Linked DNA regions of Homo sapiens: region 2 is linked to region 1. Evidence: read pairs that join two places in POLR2A ChIA-PET (ENCODE). Cell type or tissue: GM12878. All regions are shown on one strand. Each heading gives the region's core, and the rest is flanking DNA. Links, peaks and the distances in the headings are about the cores only. Region 1 overlaps JMJD1C (jumonji domain containing 1C). Region 2 holds the start of LOC107984238 (a long non-coding RNA gene).

Region 1 (5,385 bases), core at 79-5,078:
TGTGAAATCTTTTAATATGTTTCCTTTTTTTTAAAAAAGTATTTATTTATATTTATATGTACTCAGACACACACACACCTACATAGAGAGCTTAAGAGATTAATCTATCGTGTCCTTAATAAATCAGGTAGACTATCTTTATAATATCTCTTACTTTTTAATGCATATTCTCATTTTTACTTTACTTGAGAGCCCAGAGAAGATGATGATTCCAATCTCTGAATGTAATAGTCATTGACCTAATGGAGGAAATCTTATCTTGCAAATTAGATAATTTTTCCTAAATTATGTACATTAAAATCAAGTATATTGTTATATTTGGAAGGCTAAGCATTGTCCAGAATAAATCAGGGAAACTCATTTACTTGTGAAAGTTTAAATAATGTATTTACCTTAAGATATTTTTGTCTTTACTGGTGAAAAGGATTTGGTATTGATTTAATTTCCTGTGCTCCTGATTGTATATATTTCAAGCATTTGTGGAAATAAGAGTTTGCAGTCAGTTAGATCAAATTGCATTAGTATATTTAAAATTGTATTTGATACATTGATGTAGAAGTTTTTAATCTTGCTTCATACTGGTTGTTCTGTTTTGTTGTTTTTAATTAGGAAAAGGCAAACTGTACCTACAAGCTAATCCAGCCTGCTTCTTGTTTTTATCTTTTCCTTTTTAATTTTTTTAGAGACAGGATCTCCCTCTGTCACCCAGGGTGGAGTACAGTGACTACAGTGATCATACCTCACTGTAGCTTTGAACTTCTGGGCATAAGGGATCCTCCCACCTCAGCCTCCTGAGTAGCTAGGATTAGAGGTACAAGCCACTGTGTCCAGTTACTTTTAGATTTTTAAACAGTTGAAAAAAACTCAAAAAGAAGAATATGTCATAACACCTAAACATTCTATGAAATTCAAATTTCATAGAATGCTAATATAGAAACATTTATTGGAACATAGCCATGCTCATTCATTTATGTATTTTTATGGTATTTTTTTAGCTACTTTTCTGCTGTAACAGCAGGGTTGAGTAGTTGTGACAACTGGTATGGCCCATAAAGCCTAATATATTAACTTTCTGGCCATTTACAAAAAATGTTTGCTAGCCCTTATTATAATTCATGAAAATACATGGAAGCCTTCAGCGGTACCTTCATTTAGTTAACTGCAGGTGGTATAGACAGCTTTGCTTTTTGAGCACCCCTGTAGCAACTTTCAAACTTTATATATTTCTTGTCCCAGCAAATCCTTATTAGCAAAATGGATTCTTGTATAAGTTAAAAAGATGTGGTGTGGTAAAAATTAATGTCACTCTTGTGGACTTAACATTCACGTTTTAAAACTGTTGCCAGCAATCTCAGGGATCTAAGAACAAGCAACTATTTGTAGTTTTGCTAAACCATGAATTTATGACTGGCGAAACTGGTATGGCAAAACATGTTCAATCACCTAATCTGATGTTCAGGATACAAAATAATTGCTTTTATGGTAACTCTTATACTATCAAAGATGGTTTTTATGGAGAAATTTATGTCATGGAATGGAATTTAAGAAAGCACACTGGATGTTACCACAAAGGTCAAGGGTTTTATAGCAGAGGGGAAAATCATTCCATTAATAAGCCACACATATCAGTATCAATTTGAAAGTGAGCATTCAGTCATTATCTATCAGAAATTGTCCAAAGGAGGAGAAACTGCTGCAGTTTTGTGATATTTCTTTTATCCTAAAATGAAAGTGCTACTCTAGACATCAGTTGAGACTTTTGAGCAAATCTGTTACGTTATTAAGCCAGTCTTCTCTGTCACTTAGAAACTAACCACCCTTTGTTGGTTTTTTGTCAGCAGTCAAATGAGACTATGTGTGACATAAATAATATATTTCTTGAACTGGCAAGGAGCACTCTACCTTATTATCTTAGGAAATGAGTTGTGTATATTTTTAACATTTTCATAATACTGGTGTCATTAAACCTAACTAGGCATATCTGAATATTTTAGTGTTCTGAGCTTATGTTTTATATTACCTAGATGGTTATTTTTTTCTTTCGAATTAAGTAGAAAGTACATAATCACCTAAAATTATGTTAGTACAGTAGTCTTACTGTCAAAATACACATTCCAGCCTGATTTTAACCTTTTCTTTGAGAGTCTCACTCTGCCACCCAGACTGGAGTGCAGTGGCACAATCTAGGCTCACTGCAACTTCTGCCTCCCAGGTTCAAGGGATTCTCCTGCCTCAGCCTCCCGAGTAGCTGGGATTATAGATGCGCACCACTACACCTAAATACATTTTTTTTGTATTTTTTAGTAGAGATGAGGTTTGGTTTCACCATGTTGGTCAGGCTGGTCTTGAACTCATGACCTCAGGTGATCCACCCACCTCGGCTTCCCAAAGTGCTGGGATTACAGGCATGAGCCACCACACCCGGCCTGATTTCAGCCTTTTACTCCATCATGTCCTTCTCTCTCTCTTTTTTTTTTTTTTTTTTTTTGAAACAGGGTTGTGCTTTGTCGCCCAGGCTGAAGTACAGTGGCACGATTATAGCTTATTGCTGCCTTGAATTCCTGGGCTCAAGTGATCCTCCCATCTCAGCCTCCCGAGTAGTTGGGACTACAGGTGCGCACCCCACCATGCCTGGCTGATATTTAAATTTTTTGTAGCAATGGCATCTCGCCATGTTGCTCAGGCTGGTCTCGAACTCCTGGACTCAAGGGATCCTCCCACCTTGGCCTCCTGAAGTGCTGGGATTATAGGTGTGAGCCACCGCACCCGGCCCCATTATCCCCTCCTGTACACGTGAAAAAATACCTTTATTTTGATCATCCAAGCAGTCATTCAGCACAGTGTTAACCTAGAAAAAAACAGCATTTGGGTATTTGTAGATCATGACTAAGGTACATCACCAAAGTGAGGTTTCTTCTCTTTTACACTTTCTGATTATAAGATTGCATGAGTTTGCCACCCTAAGTCTCCTCTCTTTGATGAGTATTTGACTATTTCTATATGTGGAATGTCACATAACCAGTGTTAGAAGTTTATAGAAAGGTATCTTCCACCCGTTGTTCTTTGCTTTTGAGTCAGCCTCAGTTTATAAGATAATGTTGCCTTTTACCCCTTACATATAAAGAAATGTGTCAAATTTTAAAAGGCAATAATAGTAAACTTTCATTTCTTTTGATTGTGCTAATGAGAGAGAGTGTATGTGGAGGGAAGGGGGGGGTGGGGGAGAAGAACCTGAGCCCTGGAAGTCACAGAACTAAGTTCAGATAACAGCTCTGTCACTTCCTGCTTGTAACCATGAACCTCTCTGAACATACTGTGTATATCAGCTCACAAAGTTGTTACAATTGATACTGTATGGAAAGTACCCAGCATAGTGTCTGCCATAGTAAATGCACCTTTAGGTTAGCTTTTTTTTTTTTTTTGGAGATGCAGTCTCGCTCTTGCTGCCCGGGCTGGAGTGCAATGGCGCCATCTCAGCTCACTGCATCCTCTACCTCCCGGGTTCAAGTGATTCTCCAGCCTCAGCCTCCCCAGTAGCTGGGATTCACAAGCGTGTGTCACTACACCTGGCTAATTTTTGTATTTTTAGTAGAGACGGGGTTTCACCATGTTGGCCAGGTCGAACCCCTAATCTCAGGTGATCCACCTGCCTCGGCCTCCCAAAGTGCTGGGATTATAGGTGTGAGCCACCGCGCCTGGCCTTATGGTAGCTATTTTTGTGTATCAGTACATTAAGGTGTCTCACTAATGTTCAATTAGAGTTCATGTCTATCTTTGCAAGAGGAGGAACAACACACAAGTGACTGATGTACCCCCAAACCTCATTTAAGATGTTTTTTGAACTTTTTCTGTGTTCTGTATACATTTCTAATAAAGCAGATGCTTAGTGAACTGATTTTTTTCCATTTGTCGTTTGCTGGAGGTTATAACTAGTAGCTCAAATAGGATACAGTTTACATAGGAGGAGAGGTTCATAGAGGGTCCTGTCTCTTCAATTAGCTTAGGTGACTTGTTTTTGAAAAATTAATAGGTATTAGTTATTCAAGATAAGAACTATATATAGGTAACTACTTATAGTTACTGTCTTTAAAGTGTGAAATGTGAAGACTGTGCCATTAAGTGGATTTTTTTCTTTTTTTTTCGAGACAGAGTCTCGCTCTGTCTCTAGGCTGGAGTGCAGTGGTGCAATCTCGGCTCACTGCAACCTCTGCCTCCTGGGTTCAAGCGATTCTCCTGCCTCAGCCTCCCTGGTAGCTGGGATTACAGGCGCCCACCACCACACCCAGCTAGGTTTTGTATTTTTAGTAGAGATGGGGTTTCACCATGTTGGCCAGGATGGTCTCGAACTCCTGACCTCGTGATCCACCCACCTCGGCCTCCCAAAGTGCTGGGATTATAAGTGTGAGCCATCGCACCCGGCCCATTAAGTGGATTTTTAATCTCACACGAGCTCAAGGCACAGCTGAAGACCTTTTAAATTCTGTGAAAGATAGTGGATATTCATAGCTAGTTTTTAATTCCAGACCCTTAATTTCTCTTATCTGTAAGTCAGCCTTGTTGACTTCTGTCTAACATTTAGCACCTTTACAAAATTATTCAAGTCAGTAAATATATATATAAAAAACCTATTTGGCTTTGTTTCAAGATTTGCTCATTTAACCTTTAATAATCCTCTTTAAAATGGGAATGATGATGTAACAGAAATCCCTGTAACTTACAAAGTACTATATGTAGACGAGGGGGAGGAATTCAACAACAATGCCTGTCATAAATCAGGCAGTGCATTGGGATACTTTTTGTGGGTTTTAATTAACCAGGTAGTTCACATCATTCAGCACTCAAATGTCATAAATCAGAATTAGATATTTTAAGAAAGCTAATTTTTGTACATAAGAAAAAATCTTATTAAAACATTTATTAAGATAGAAAAAGAGGGAAATATTAGTAACTCTGCTTTATAGATGAGGAGATTGAGAGACCAGAGTTTGAACCTACATAAAGTCATTATCAGTAAAGGGACTCAATTTAACAGTTTTTAATGGTATGCTATTTCCGCTAGATAATTAATGGTTTATTGTTGGAAAAATATTTGTATATTGTTTAATGATCTTGGAAATAGAGCCCATTATTTTAACCTGTTGAAAAAATATTTATAAGGCTGGGCTCGGAGGCTCATGCCTGTAATCCCATTGGGAGGCGGACGCAGGCGGATCAAGAGGTCAGGAGTTTGAGACCAGCCTGACCAACATGGCGAAACCCCGTCTCTACTAAAAATACAAAAATTAGCCGGGCTTGGTGGTGGGCACCTGTAATCCCAGGTACTCAGGAGGCTGAGGCAGGAGAATCTCTTGAACCCGGGAGGTGGAGGTTGCAGTGAACCGAGAT
Region 2 (5,385 bases), core at 203-5,202, 470 kb before region 1:
AAATATTACTGTGCTATAGCAGAGAAACAGTCATTGGGCTGGAAATTGAGACGCATCAGTTCTAGCTCACCCTTGGCTATGACCGGCAGTGACATTTTAAACTCTCTGGGCCTTTGTTTTCTCAACATAAAATAAGGGGTTAGATCAGAGATGACCTGGAAGAACACTTTCCACTTTCAAATTCTTCATAAGGGCCTTATAATGAGCAACATGTAAGAAGGACTTGGAAAAAGTGAGGTGGGCTCCAGCATAAAAATGAAAAACATTATATAAAAATTGCCGGCGAGGTGCGGTGGCTCATACCTGTAATCCCAGCACTTTGGGAGGCCAAGGCAGGTGGAACACTTGATGTCAGGAGTTCAAGACCAGCCTGGCCAACATGGGGAAACCTTGTCTCTACTAAAAATACAAAAATTAGCCAGGTGTGGTGGTGGGCACCTGTAATCTCAGCTACCTTGGGAGGCTGAGGCAGGAGAATTGCTTGAACCCAGGAGGCAGAGGTTGCATTGAGCCAAGATTGTGCCACTGCACTCCAGCCTGGGTGACAGTGCGAGACTCCATCTCAAAAAAAAAAAAATGCCAATTATTGAAGCCAAGGAAATATATACTGGTACAGGAGAAAAAAGATATCTATATCTATATCTATATCTATATCTATATCTATATTTATATATACAAACACATAATCATATACATATATAAATTGCTACTCTCTTAATAAAAAAATTATGAACCAATAATTGTACACATAAGCAAAGGAGTTCTGTATTTGCATAGTATCATGAAAGTTACACAGGGAATAATTATTCAATCATTTGCACTGAAAATCTGAGAAACAGTAATACTTGAAATATTGAGCAATCATAGACTTGTAATTTCCTGAATATGCAATTCTAATAAACAAAGGGGAAGGCAGCATTCACTACATGCTTTAGAAGAGCCTAAAATTAATTACTTGGTTACTGTTTGCCAAAAGCCCACAACAGGAAAACATAATATTCTTTATAATACAAAGTAGGCTGTGATGAGGCTACTTATAGGGAGGTATTCATAAGCTCAAGAGAACACAGAGGAGGGGTGACGGGAACCATGAGAAGAGAAATCACTCTAATTGTTTAGGATTCATTTTGAAAAATAAGGAGAAGCCTCTGAATGACCTCTGTGGCACAGGAAACAGTTTGTGCTTTTGGAAGAAATCCAGTAGATGTCAGAGCTTAAAGAAGTTTGGAGATCATCTAGTCTTATCTTTCCATCTTAGAGATAAAGAAATGAAGGCCAGAAAGGGTATCTAGTTTGCCCTGTGCTAAGTATTTGGCAGAGTTAAACTAGAAATAGTCTTCTAACTCCCAATCCAGCTTGCTTTTCCTTACTGCCTCCCTTTTCTCTGTGTAGGTCCAAAACAAATCCTTTCCTCACGGATTTATGGCAATGGTCCTCCTGGGATGAATAGAATATACTGTTACTTCTCCCTCCCTGAGAAGTTCTTCCCAACCCATAAAGTTTTTCCCAAGCTGACTAATGCTTTGCTTGGTCAGAATTGTTTTTGAGCCATCGTTCTAAATATCATCTCCCAGCTGAGTGATCTGAGACTCAAACTATTCATACCCACTGACATTACTGTGTTACTCCCGGGACTGCAAGAGCCAGCCTGGCCTGTGTGATGGAGGTTAGTGACTCACTGACCAAGTATCGTACAAGGGAATATGATCTCTCAGAAGGGCTCTAGGTTTTGATGTTAGGTGGCATATAAATCTCTCTGTATCTCAGTTTTCTTGTCTGTTACCTAGGGACAAATATTTATTTAAATTTTCTAAGACTGCAGACATAAAAAATAATTGTTAATGGTTTTAATCTGATTTCATAGACACAACTTTGATTCTTCAAGCAGGAAGCAGATCTTAAAAATTATCTAGTTTATTTCCTCTTTTCACCAGAGAGGGGAAAAAAAGATAAGAAAGATTTTGATTTGTTCAACATTACCCAGCTGGATGGTTTTAGAGTTGGAAAAACTGAGCCTTTTGACAAGCAGTTCACTGCTTTTGGCTCTATGCCCTGCCCCATTGCTCACCCTATTCAGAGTTCTTTATAAATGGGACTATCTAGAATTTGTAAAATAATATACTCATATCGAGTCTTGGTGAGATCCAAGATAGTGGTCTCCTATGCTATCAAAACAGTTATCCATCTCCCCCCAAATTAATGTTGTTTTTTGTAAATTATGTGGTAAGCCATACCATATAATTTCAGATATAGAAACATATTGGGGGTCATCTCCTACAACCTAACAATTCTGAGATGGTCAAGCTGGGTCATGATGAACAAGGAAGTGAGGAAGAGGAGGAGCTCACTGTACTAAAATTGTGCTTTATAAAGCTGGAGCTTCACCAACACATAGAGGCAGTGCTAACTCCTCCTCTCCAAGTTCTCCTTCTACAAGGGAAGTTAGTAGACCCTCTCCTCTCCACTTCCACACGTAGCACTCAAACTTCAGGTTACTTTTTGGTGATTTGCTTCAGGCTCCTAATCACCTGACAATACCTGGATGAAAGTGACAGGTGTGGAGAAATAGACCCAAGGCCTCAAGGGTCTAACTCGCCACTGGCACTGGTCATTCGTTGGTACTTGCCTGAGGGCTGTTCCCCTCAAAATCACTCAGCTCTGATATTCTCTTGAAGTATAACTTCTACTTTACCAGCCTCTGCTGTGCTGTGCAGGAAAACAGCTTAAAATAACACAACTGGAAATGGATTCTGAAGGACCCAGAGGTTTGCAACTGGGGTGAGGGGAAGAAGGAAGCCAGGAAGAGAGCAGGACAGTTGCTAGCTGTCCATGGAGACTTTGGGAAGAGCAGGGTAGTATAGAGTGGAAGCGCCTTGGAGGAGACAGGAGGAATTACACTATTTCCCCATTGCTACATTGGGCTCAGAGACCAGCACTGCTTCTTAAACCACTCTCTGGACAAAACGATAACAACATTTCAAAATAAGAAAAGAAGGATTCTTCTCCAAGACAGGAGTCATTTCACAGGCCTGAAGCCAGACCACACTGAAGCTCCATCTGCAAAACTAATGGTTTTCCCTGACATTTTAAACAGCACAATTTAATGGCTCAGTGTTTCATTTGACATTTAAGAAGTTATCCATCTCCAAGAAGTTTATTGGCAAATCTTCTCCATTTCAGGAATTAGCAATATGATGTGCATATGAACACATCTACAAGAGGGGTCCAAAAAGCATCTTTGCAAAGGAAGCCCAGGACACGGTGAATGAATTGTTACTCATGCAGAGCAAGATCAGCCCCTTACCTCAGGCCCTGCCAGTGCACCTTCGTAAAGCACTTCCCCTTTCTGTTAACCAGCCTCCTCACAAGAAGAAAAATCATAGTCCCTGCTTTAGTAAACTGTTGTAGTTAAGAAGATGGAAAGAGAGAGGATTAAATGACTTGGTTCAGGCAGTGAAGAAGCAGGTATTCAGGAGCAAGACTGGCTGTGTTAGAATTGTGGCTACTCTGCTGCTTACAAGCTGTGTGACCTTGGGCACATTGCATAACCTCTCTTTGGCTTGGTTTTCTCGTTTCCAAAATGGGGATAACAATAGTACCTATCTCAATGAGTTGTTAAGATGATTAAATGAGTTAATATTTATAAAGTTCTTAGAACAAGCTGACAGAATAAGTGCTGTAAAAGTATTTGTTAGCAAATCATAAATAACATATGTGTATTAACTTTTTTCAGATCATTTGTGTACTCATTCTCACTATATGTGACTCAGGCTGAAGTCAATCAATGTATCGCATTTCTCCTGGCCCCGGTGATTGCTTTGTGGATGGCACCACGGTCTCAATCAGAGCCAACAGGATGATGTGAGTCTACTTCTGGGATTTCTGGGAAGGAGATATTGGTTCTTTTTTACTGGACTTAAATCTTAGAGGATACAGAGCCTAGAGCAGCTTGCAACCATCTTTTAACTATGAGGGAAGAACCTATCCGAGAATAGGAGAGTGGAACAGATCCATGACAGAGAAATCATGCTCTGTTGATGTTATTTGGGCTGTTGGACCGTGGGATGCCTGAAACCAAACCTTCTAGATTTCTCAATTACATAATTACTCCATTTACATTTTTCCTTTTCCTTAAATGAATGTCTGCTGGGCTTTTCTTGAGGTTGTTGTTTGTTTGTCTGTCTTTTAATCACTTGCAACTGAGAGACAACAAACTGGTGCAATTTACAACATGTCTCCAAGCCCGCAGTAAGTATTGTGGCCAAGGCAGAGGTATTGTTGCTGAGGCAGAGGCGATAAGATGGTCTCCGCACTCAGGGAGCATGGACCTTCCATCTTAGAAATACAAAAAAATTGTACCCTCATCAGCACTGAAAATATCAAGTTCTGGCTTTGTGATTTTTTTAAATCAGGTCAATTCACTTTTCCCAGTCTCAGTTTCCTCACCTGAAAACATGGAGACCGGACTAAGTAATCCTTATGAACTCTTTCAGCTTAAAATTTTATAACTGTGACTTAAATTAAGTTCTCCTTGGCTACCTTCAAGATTTCTCTGAAGCTCAGTTTTTCCATTAGCTACAAGGCCAAGGAGAATAATTTCAAAAGAACGATTTGTTTGTTTTCTGGTTATTGGACATTTTTAAGGGGAAAAGTGGAAAGGAGTGGAGTGGAGTCAACCTGGTGATGATTTCTATGAGTTTTTGTTTGTTTGTTTTGAGACGGAGTCTTGCTCTGTCACCCAGGCTGGGGTGCTGGGGTGCAATCTCAGCTCACTGCAACCTCTGCCTCCTGGGTTCAAGCGAGTCTCCTGTCTCAGCCTCCCGAGGAACTGGGAGTACAGACGCACTCGACCACATCAGGCTAATTTTTGTATTTTTAGCAGAGACAGGGTTTCACCATGTTGGCCAGGCTGGTGTCGAACTCCTGACCTCAGGTGATCTTCCCGTCTCGGCCTCCCAGAGTGCTACGATTATAGGCGTGAGCCACTGCGCCCGGCCAATTTCTATGAGTTTTTAACAGCTTGTCTTGTTTCACACATCACAATTGGAGTCCAGCACCTCCTTTCATGTAGAAAAGATGCAGATTAGGTTAAAAAATACTTAGGAAGCATTGCCAGTTCAGAAGTGAGCAGAACTTTATGGCAGTTCTCTGCAGTCAGCACAGAGAGCCGAATACAGAGAGGATCATCTAGCCATTATCCACTATGATAGCTGTTTCTCTTCCTCTTAGCCCAACATATTCCATACTATCCCAGAATGATTTCTGCTGCATGGAAGCATTTGTATAAATGGGGAGGAAAGGACAGGGAACTGTGATACTCAATGCAGAATGTCTTTACAGAATAAAAGATGTGATAAACCCTGTTACCTAGAGAGCAGTTAGCAA

What was found. ChIA-PET counts read pairs that join two places held together with the same protein. Peaks named below come from ENCODE experiments on the same cell type or tissue, not always from the same donor. Only the 100,000 strongest peaks of a DNase experiment are listed, where the experiment ranks them.
Region 2: POLR2A ChIA-PET joins it to region 1 with 9 read pairs; 4 of 35 experiments call an interaction of 5 or more read pairs at or near these places.

What each region holds. Positions count from the first base shown.
Region 1 is chr10:63,223,818-63,229,202 of GRCh38, reverse strand. The region is part of intron 3 of JMJD1C (jumonji domain containing 1C); the gene reads left to right. Among named protein-coding and RNA genes, the nearest start is that of NRBF2, 93 kb to the right of the region's middle. In GM12878, for the core only: no CTCF peak of the experiment used is centred there; no DNase peak of the experiment used is centred there; H3K27ac peaks cover 2,198 bases.
Region 2 is chr10:63,696,564-63,701,948 of GRCh38, reverse strand. It overlaps LOC107984238 (a long non-coding RNA gene), which reads left to right and starts at 1,590. Exons shown (of 3, transcript XR_001747468.2): 1 at 1,590-1,666; 2 at 3,734-3,861. In GM12878, for the core only: no CTCF peak of the experiment used is centred there; no DNase peak of the experiment used is centred there.